Linked DNA regions of Mus musculus: region 2 is linked to region 1. A link is a loop called in an ENCODE intact Hi-C map of the cell type or tissue named here. Cell type or tissue: heart. All regions are shown on one strand. Each heading gives the region's core, and the rest is flanking DNA. Links, peaks and the distances in the headings are about the cores only.

Evidence for each region. Hi-C counts contacts between places; a loop is a spot of excess contacts. Peaks named below come from ENCODE experiments on the same cell type or tissue, not always from the same donor. Only the 100,000 strongest peaks of a DNase experiment are listed, where the experiment ranks them.
Region 2: a loop joins it to region 1, with 3 times the contacts of the local background. A loop is called at or near these places in 6 of 42 quality-filtered maps.

What each region holds. Positions count from the first base shown.
Region 1 is chr1:168,211,274-168,216,198 of GRCm38, forward strand. All of the region lies in intron 2 of Pbx1 (pre B cell leukemia homeobox 1), which reads right to left. Among named protein-coding and RNA genes, the nearest start is that of Gm51671, 130 kb to the right of the region's middle. In heart, for the core only: a CTCF peak has its summit at 3,060 (motif pointing right); a DNase peak (open chromatin) is centred at 3,058; H3K27ac peaks cover 1,543 bases.
Region 2 is chr1:168,373,446-168,378,370 of GRCm38, forward strand. The region is part of intron 2 of Pbx1 (pre B cell leukemia homeobox 1); the gene reads right to left. Gm51671 (a long non-coding RNA gene) reads left to right here. Exons shown (of 2, transcript XR_003948152.1): 2 at 1-4,925. Among named protein-coding and RNA genes, the nearest start is that of Gm51671, 30 kb to the left of the region's middle. In heart, for the core only: a CTCF peak has its summit at 3,129 (motif pointing right); a DNase peak (open chromatin) is centred at 1,946; H3K27ac peaks cover 550 bases.

The sequences.
Region 1 (4,925 bases), core at 622-4,621:
CATCTTTGTCACTTCATTCTGAAGGAAACTCTAGTTCCTGGTCCAGAAGAAAAACTACATCGTGGCTTTCTTCCAACACAGGAGGAATGTCAAAAGTTGGCAGCAAAGGTTATCAAGGGTACTGCTTGATGAAGATAGAAAGGAAAGAAGGAAGGGAAGACGTAGACAAGAAAAGAAAGCTATCTACACACACACCATGACACCTCGGTAGCTATTAGATTTTCCCTTTCACACCAAAGTTTTTCCACGTACAAATTGAGTTGATACAGTGGGGATAACTATAAGGTGAAGTAATTGTGCTGATGTACTTGGAGGATCCCCCTCAATGAAATCTTATTTTGGTAGGCTCAGAACTTTCTATAGAAACAGCCCTTGGAGTGACTATGAACAACAGAGCCATGCTCTTCTGTATGATGCACATTTTTACTGAGATCTACAAAATCCTCTGACAAACTCAACACCAACAAAGGCTCCTTACGATAGGGACTAGATGGGAACACTACTTCCTGCATGACCTACATGCCAGGCTCTGAAGACACTGAGCATCTAACCTTCCACACATTGGGTCTCTAAATCTGGCTGTCATCACATCCAAGGTAGGTAGGTATGAAGGTATCACTTGTAGGGTTTATAGGTGTGACTCTTTGCTTGGTGAATTTTAATCACTTTATCAAAAAGATATTTATGAGCCCTTCACAAATTTTAAAAAAGAAATTACCTCTGAGCTATTAGAAATACGTTGTTTTAGATTGATTATTTAAGATGATCAATCTAATACCATTCTGAGGTGATATTTGAATCCTCATTCATTCATTTGTTCATTCAACAAGGTCTTACTATACACATCCATGCTGGCCTCAAGCTCATAAAACCCCTACTTGGCCTCTACTGTATGCTAGGATTATAAATATATGTCTCACTATACCAGTCTCTAAATCCAGTCTTCTGACTCAGAGAGCCAATGTACTTTCTTTAGAAGAAACCAAATCAAACTCCCTGGGATTAAAAAAAAAATCCCATGATGCTTAATAAGACAGTAATGCGACCAAAGATGTCTCCTGGTGACTCTGCAGCCTATGGTCCTTGCACATGGCCCGCCACTAAGGCATGATGATAGATATCCATCATCCTTTCTCATCCACGACAGCACATTCAAAAAGAACATGTTACCCATCAGTAGGCGGCTGCCCGCCCAGGCAATGCCTGCCCAAAGCAATGTCAGGTATTCCTCTCCTCCGACAGAGCAGGTGCCAAAGATGGCCTCCTAAACTCCCAGATGCAGCAAAAGCAATTGTGAGGAAGAAGAAAGATAGACTGACTGGTACTCAGGCAAGTGACCATGAACAGGTTCATACTGCTGGTTCCCATATGGCTGATATTTCTTTCTTTCTACCTCTCTGGGTTTCAGTCAGGCCTGTGCCTCGGTGCTTTTAAACAACCAAGTTCCTCTTTATCAACTCTCCTCAACCTAATGAAGAGTGTGCTTATCCTTGATTTTTTTTTTTTTGATATTTTCAATAAGGCAGGGAACTCCCTCAGGGTGCTGCAGGAGCAATGCAGAGGACAGTAGTGGCCTATTGTATAACAGTCCTTGCCTACCCAGACTGCAAGTTTCCACGGACAGTGCATTGGGATGCACTGATTCCTGGGTGGGTAAAGATTTACCCAGGTAGAAGTGGGGTGGGCAACAATAAAGGAGCTTAATTTTTACATGGTAAATGCTCTAATTGAATACTCATTCAGAGGAGATTGGGTTTGCCAAGACTCATCACAATTGCTTTACAGACATGTAAAGAAAGGTTCTACCAGAGATTTGAAAATAAGAGAATGAAAAGAAGAAGAAGAAGAAGAAGAAGAAGAAGAAGAAGAAGAAGAAGAAGAAGAAGAAGAAGAAGAAGAAGAAGAAGAAGAAACCCAGAAGAACCGTCCTCCGTCCACACACACATTGCACCATTTCAATTATACTCTACTCATGAAAGTAAACTACACTGGACAATGTGCAAGAAGTAGGCACAAATAGGGGAGCACTTTGTTGTGCTATAGTACATAGGAGGTGATTGCTCTGATGGTCTTGGGGTGCACGTGTGTGTTTGAAAAAGGCAGAGAATCTTGCAGGTCTGTATTTCTTCCCAGGACAAGATTTCAAGATACTAGTACAACAACAACAACAACAAAACAAACAAACTGAGGTATTTGGATTCACTGACCCGGAAATTGTTCAGCTAGTCAGTTAAAAAAAAAATGCCGCCAGCTTTAAAGAAATAAGCGATACGGCTAACAGAAGTGACACTTCCTATTTATGGCTTGAAGTCAGTACTCTGGTGAGCTGGATACAAAATGCTTATTTAAAAGCTCCTTTTTATCTCTCTAGCACCATGCAAGACTCAAATGAACCTTTCACTGGGACACCAGAGATGTTAACACTCGTCCTCCAAGATCCAATTTCAACCAGCCGAGCTGTTACCTAATCCTGCAGCCATCACATATGATCAGGTTCCCGCCTCCCTGATGGGTGCCCAGCACCCCCTCCCTCCTTCCTTTCCCTCTCCTGCCCAACAGCTTTCCCTGAAACTGAGCTTTAAGAGTCCCCTTGCCTGTGCATGCTGGTCATACAGGGTCCCAACAGCCCCACTGGCTGTACATAACACCAAGATATTTATCCTTGTTAGCTAATAATTCTTAAAGGGGTTTCCTACTCACAAATCACTGCCTCCCATTCCAATCACGACAGAGACCAGTCACGACAGGTAAGTGATTTATACAGAGGTTGTCACAGCCTTCAGAAAACACCTGAAGTCACATCAGCTGCTATCACTTGCCCTAGGGTTAATCCGGTGCTAAAACTCCAGCGATAAGGAGACTGTCACAGCCTGATTGGAGCAGCCCTCACAACTGGCCTCCTGCTGTTCATTCTTTATTTATTTTCTTCACACAAGGAGAAAAACAAACCAAACCCAAAGGCACATTCAAGAGAGCCAGTGGGAGGTCTGTGCAAAGGATTGTTTTGTCCTTGGCTGAGCAACACAGCTCCAGAGTCGCTCCTGGCTGATGCCCACTAGAGGGCACTCTCTCCCCACCGAGGACTTGTTTAAAGAAGGGTCCCATAGCTACCAACATCTCCATGGAGCTGGGGAATTGGGATCTACTCCGATTTGAGATTCCCAAATGTGGGCAGACAGGGAGGAGGGCATATTAGCAGAAGGCATTGTTTCAGGCTATGGAGTGAAGCTTGAGACTCGCTCAGCTGAGCAAGATAAAGAGATGGTTGGAGAAGGGACATAAGACTTAGGGAAGGCTTGAGGAAGTCTCTTCATGGTTTCAAGGTACCAAGGCAGAAGAAGGTGCCAAGCCCAAGCCAGGCAGAGCTCTGAAGCCAGTGGAGAAAGAAGTAACCTGCCCTTGTACTTCTAGAAAGTGAAACCATTCATCCGCTGGGACCCTTTGTGCACATTGAATTGTGTCACCTGATGACAGAAAGCACACGCTCTGCTAGCACACTTACAGATTATAAAGGTACAGAAACTTGGCTAAAACAAGGCAGGCTCCTGCCACCAAGATCGAGAGCTCCTGGAAGCCAGTGGTGACATGGTGATCTCCCATGATCTCCCGGATCATGTATTATGCACCTCTTCGGGTCTTTTCAGCGCTCTTGTGCACAGCAGCCAAGTAGGATGTAGAACTATGGCGTCTTAGGCATCTGTGTCCTGCCACAGCTGGTTCCTGACACGTGCCCCACCCTCCGGTTGTAAGTTGTACAGAGAGAACACGTTTGCTCTCCCGTCTCTTCCAGTGCCCATTTCCCAAAACTCAGATCTGCCTTTCATATGTGGCCATTCTAAACAAGCAATGCTATGCTGACATTAAGGCAATGGCTCTCTGTGTGAGGGAGAGTCACCCAAGCACAGGACTGGTATCTGTGAAGGGTTCCCCCGAGGCCTAAGAGTACACCAAACTGCTTTAAGCTTTGTAGAACACCTCCCCCCTTCCCAACCCCTTACTCCTCCACCCCGACCTTTCAGGTTCTGTCATTTCCTTACAGGCATAACCATCCACAAACCGGTGGACACTTCTCCAGCTGGAAAATGACTGTGCTATGAACTGATTCTTCTAAACAGTGTCGGGACCCACATCTTCCATTCCTTAGTAGCCTGAAGCTTGGGGTTGTACTTATAGGCGCTCTTCCCCCGAAGTGCTCAAGCCTCTTCCGTCTTTGATGGAAAAGCTGTCTGGGTGAGTTATTTTAAAGAGTCGTCTATCAAGTAAATGGAAATGATTAACCATTTGATTCCCCCAGTTTCACAATCCAGCATTACAGGCAGCTGCCAGACAACGGTTGATGGATAGGCTCCAGAGAGCCCAGTACTGACGGAACTCAGACCTTAGAGGACCAAGCGGGAATCTTCCTGGCTGCTGGCCTAGAATGGCCTCTTCAGAGGGTTCCAGTGCACAGAATCTATAAATCTGGGACTCACTCTGATACTCAGTATTGTCCCCTTAGAATCACACAGGGCTTCGTTCAGGGTCAAAAGCCTCCTAAAGTGATACCACTTGGTGTGAAGACAAGATATCTTTCAATCCTTCCAATATTTTTCTTGGCTTATTAGCAATCAGGTATGCATAAACAGCATATGATATCAGAAAGGGACTTGTAAACTTCCTTCCAGCAACGAGACAGTAAGATCTTTAAGGATTTCAGTGCAAGCATCTTTATGGAGTGTTTCTTAAGGTATCAAGGCCGCACTGATTTTTCAAAGGGCGCTCTAGCCAGGACCTGGAAAGTGCAGTCATTTCTTCCCACTTGGCTCAGAGCCACAGCACGTGGAGCTGTGGGTGAAGTTTCTAAGGCAGGGGATGACAACAAAAACACAGGACACTCTTGGGATGGTTTTACTATTTTGAGCATTTCTGTTTAGGGATTTTTCTTT
Region 2 (4,925 bases), core at 661-4,660, 160 kb after region 1:
CTCAGAAGCTAGCTCTTTTCCCACTGGAGAAAAGAAAGAAGAAGCAAAATACAAGGAGAAGGTATATTTAAAAAAAAATTAAAAACCGGGAAAAAAATTGAACCTCAAAACCTTCAGTTGGTAATGACAAAAGTAATCATACATTCATTATCTCACTCTGTACCCAGGCTCCGGGGATGCACTTAGAGGCAATTCTTTAACTCAAGCTGGTAGGCAAGGCAATGGGACAGGAGGAAGAGATGAATATAAATCCACAGTGATGCCTGGATACAAAGTCACACAGACAAAAGGCTAATTAGTTAGTAGGGTTACTTGTAAATTGATGGAATGCCCTAGTGTTTGAAAGCATGCAAAACTCAGAACTCAGGAGAACGACCCTGACAAAGAATAGCCTCAAAGCAGCACCTCTGGGACACCCTCTTCAAATAAACACAGTGGGTCTGCGCAGTGTGGCTTTTTACACTGGGTGTTTTAGAAAGAGTTCAATGCAGCTGTTTGCCTAAGGCAACAATGCGTTTTCTTATTCCACAAGCTCTGACTTTAGAAATGAAACAAAAAGTAAACTTTAACAGTGTCCCTGTAACGATGGCCACAAATTCAACATCTGTAAACAGATAGTGATATTCTATTTAAGTTGGGTTTTTTGTAAGGCTGGTTCTCATCTTGCTGAGAAGGAGAAGTGGCCCTACATCTCTGAGTCATGGTAGTGGTTCAACCTGCCCAGCTTTACTTGTTTGGAGCCTACTGCTCTCTCCCCGCTGTCCACCCTCATCCTGCCCTGCTCTGAACCCAGCACACGGAAGGATGATGGAGATGATCCAGAATGCAATTACTGATGGAGAAGATGATCTTAGTCTACCTCATGGATTGGGAGCGGCAGCTAAACAGGACAATTTTGAAGTGACCTGCAGGCTGGTGGGAAAATAGCTCAGTGGGTCAAAGTACTTGCTATGTCAACCTGACCATCTGTATTTGATTCCTGGATCCCACTATGGAAGGAGAGAATTGATTTCTAAAGGCTATCTACGAATCTCCACATATGCCATATGTCCTGTGGCATGTACACACCTGCACACGCACACACACACACACACACGTATGTTTTATAAAATGACCTGGCTACATGTGGTGATTGTTGCCTATAATCCCAGCACTCAGATAATACAGGAGATGATGGATATTTCTTTCTGAGTTCAAGGCCAGCCTAGTCTACATAATGAGTTCCAGGCCAGTCAAGGGTATACAGTGAGAACCTGACTCAAGAAAGAAGGGGAGAGGCTTGTCACTTATAAATGGATGCATGGGGGGAAGCTTAAAACCAATGTCTGTGGAGTAGGAGGGAAAGATTCGAACACAGAACAAGCCAAACAGCCCCAGTGCTACAGAGCTCTCACAGAGGCATCCCAGGTCCCAACAATATGACTTTTCCAATTGAGAAAACTCCCTTGCCCTACTTTGGGATCCCAGGTAAGAATGTTTGGTTTTGTTTTAACACAGAACAGCTATCATATCCATAGAACAGCTTCCAGTAGTCCTTTTGCTTATAGGAATGACATGGGCCAAGAATGGGCACCTAAGTGCCTCTCCAGAGGGAGGGCATGGCTTACATGAGAATAGGAAGGGATGTGTCATACACAGGAAGTGACCTGTTCTTTCCACAAAAGGGAGAGCCGAGAATTCATACCAAGGATGAACACTGAATACAGTCCATGTGTCAGGAGCCTCACAAACTGCCACCGCCTTGTCGCCTGGAACACTGTCCTCTGATTCTCCACACTCACTCCCCCAAGAGCCGAATAACCAGTAAGCTGCTGCCCAAAAGATATTGTAAATAGCTCTGAGAGAGTACAGTTCAGGCAGCTTCCAATTAGCTCTCACTTAACAGTCGTTTTCTCCCTGCCAAGTTTGTGCAGTGAGAGCCCCAAGCCCCCGCCTGCTGTTTGGCTCTGGGTTTGGGAACACGGGAGTCATGATGGTGATTGGGCCGCTAGAAGTCAACACGTGTGCATATGTACGAAGCCAGGGAGAGAGTTAAAACGTGCTTTGGGGGGAGGTCAGTACCAAGCACAGTCTGGCGGTAAGACCAAAAGCTATGCAGAGTGCCAGGGATCCACCTCTTTCTCTAGCTCTGGCCTACCCCTAACTTAGCCAGCTTCCATTTAATTATGCCTGGTCATTTTACCCTTTACCTACCCTCCATCCTGCTCGGTACCTCTCCATCTGAATCTCAGTGGAGATATCTAGGAGCTAAAGACAAACCAATGGCCAATTAAAAGGTAAGTGCCTTGTGTTAAAAGCCAGGCCATTCAATATTCATAACTAGGTAGCTTTCGATATGGATGAAGGACAATACAATCTATAGTCAAGGCTAATCGGGGCACCTCGTTTTGTAACATAACCAAACACCTATTCAGCTGACGGGTGGGAACCACCTGCTCTCTCCTCAGCAGACTTCGGCACTTTATAAATATTAGAGATGTAAAAGACCAAAGAGTTGTTAATGTGTTTATTTCCTTATAATGAATTCTTCAGGCAACGGAGAGGATCACCGAAGCAGAGCTTAGTTAAAAACCCCAGCTGAATTTGGCAGCCCTACTGTTCTTTGGAGCAGCATCTAAGTAGTACTGCAGGAGAGAGCGTAAAGATTGTTCACTTGGGTATAATTTTTTTGAGAAAAGAGAAAGTGAAGATTTATCTCCCACTCTTACATTTCTTTTTCCAAATTATAAGATCATCAGATTCGGCACTAGACCTATAGAACGAAAGAGAAACGAGAGAGGGAAAAAATGCGCAGTAAGGCGGTAAGGCCGGACACAGTTCTTTTCAAGGTTGAAGCACATGAACCTACTCAGCCCGTAGGGTTTCTCCTGCCAGCAACGGGATTACTGTCTCTAGAACAGTCAACTTTACAGTCTGTTCTTAGAACCCATAAGTAGTGCTTTTAAATGTTGGTTAATAATGTGCTCGACTCTATTTATGGGGGAGGGGTGTTTAATCTTTCTCAAAGAGTTAAGACAAGGTCACTTTATAAATGGACAGCAACGACAGGAAGTGATTACAGCTCACCTAGCACAGGGCTTCCAGAGAACAATCAAATCAAGATTCCTGCTCCCAGAAAGGGCTCTGTCCACTGGGAGGCAGCAAAGGCTGCCAGAAAGAGAAATGGGCCCGAGCTTGGAGACCTGGGTTCTAGTCCCTGCAAGTATCTTTATCTTAGAATCTTGGCAAGTGTACTGTGGCCAGCCATAGGATTCTGCCTAAAACTTAGGGCAGACAAAAAAAGAAAAAATTAAACAAGAGATGACGAAGCACGTAGGTGGTAAAGATAGAAGCTGTAGGAAGAAGATACACACACATAACAGAAATTTGAACTTTATAACTTTCCCCCAGTGTGAAAGACACCTCTACCACAGATAGTCAATGAGACTAGAACAAAGCAAATACAGTTGCGCATCCACATTTGCAGATTTGGGACTGAATTATCCAGTGTAGAATGAAAATCATGGCTGCCAAATATAGTTTGGGGCTTTTGCTGTTGTTGTTTGTTTGCTTGTCATTGCTTTCTAAATAGCTATTAATATGCAGAACATCACCATTGGGTTTTTTTGCATAATAAAATTCAGATTGAGATTATTTAAAATATATGAGTGATCATATGGTGATATGCAAATACTTATGCCATTATGTAAAAAAGAATTTGGGCATCCTTGGATTGGGTATCGTGGAAAAGTCTGGAGCTCTTGGAATCAGTACTGAGGTATAATGGCACACTAAATACAGTATGCTCCATTCCTGTCCTGTCCTGTCCTGTCCTGTCCTGTCCTGTCCTTTCCTTGGCTTTTAGAAATAGGATCTCTCTGCAAATCCCTGGCTGTTCTGGAACTCACTCTGTAGACCTGGATGGCCTTGAACTCACAGAGCTCTCTGCCTCCTGAGCTCTCGGATTAAAGGGATGCATCATGATCACCGGTTTTTAAAGTATGTTTCTAAGGGTTGTAGTGAAGGAAGATGGTCCTCGGGTCAAATTAATTCTGAAAAACGCTACTACACTATACACACCCTTCTAGCAGATATACAACAGACATTATATTAACACTCAGAAAAGGCTTGTGGTAAAGAAAAGTCGAACTTACAAACTCACTTGACAATGCTCTCTCCTTTCACACAAACAAATAAACACACACACACAAACACACACACACCAAGTAGATGGCATTTAAAGTTATTTATTTGAATGGCAATAATGACTAGTTTTGATTTGGAAAGTTAATGTCATTGAACCGCTGGTCAAGGTCTTGGGGGGCTATAGCATTTTAGCTACAATACCCTCCTTATTCTCTCTGATTAGCAGCAGCACGTGTTTGAGAGGCAGCTGGCTAAGGTGAAAGGTTAATTTCGTGGCCTTGAATCTCAGTCCAGTGAACAGACGCCAATGGGGGCTGGACCTCATCACCTCGTTCTCATTAGCTCTACCCAAGTGAGCTTAGGAGCCGAAGAAAAGAGCCTTAGTCACCATCACAAAGGGAACTGGAACTATATCATCACCAACACAGAACCAGTGGGCTCTACCTCATATGTTGAAGAAGTCACAAAAAAAAATTAATGAAGGTAAACTATTTTATCCTATCAGGAAAGCTGGACTCTTGGGAGGTTTTATAATCAAGGCCTTGGGATCCGGCCTCCAAGAGATCAAGTTCCAAGTTCATCTTTTAACAGCTATACAGTCTCGAATTTAACAGATTACCTACTTGAATCTCAGTCTCAAAACTCTATCAATAACAATAAAGATACCCCATTCCTCAAAGGTTTTGATGAGGATGCAAGGAAACGATGTTTGCCAATGAACTTAGCACTGTGCCTATCCCAGGATAAGAACCAATAACACTCATAATTACCCATTTATTGACCTGTTTACTTATTCATGT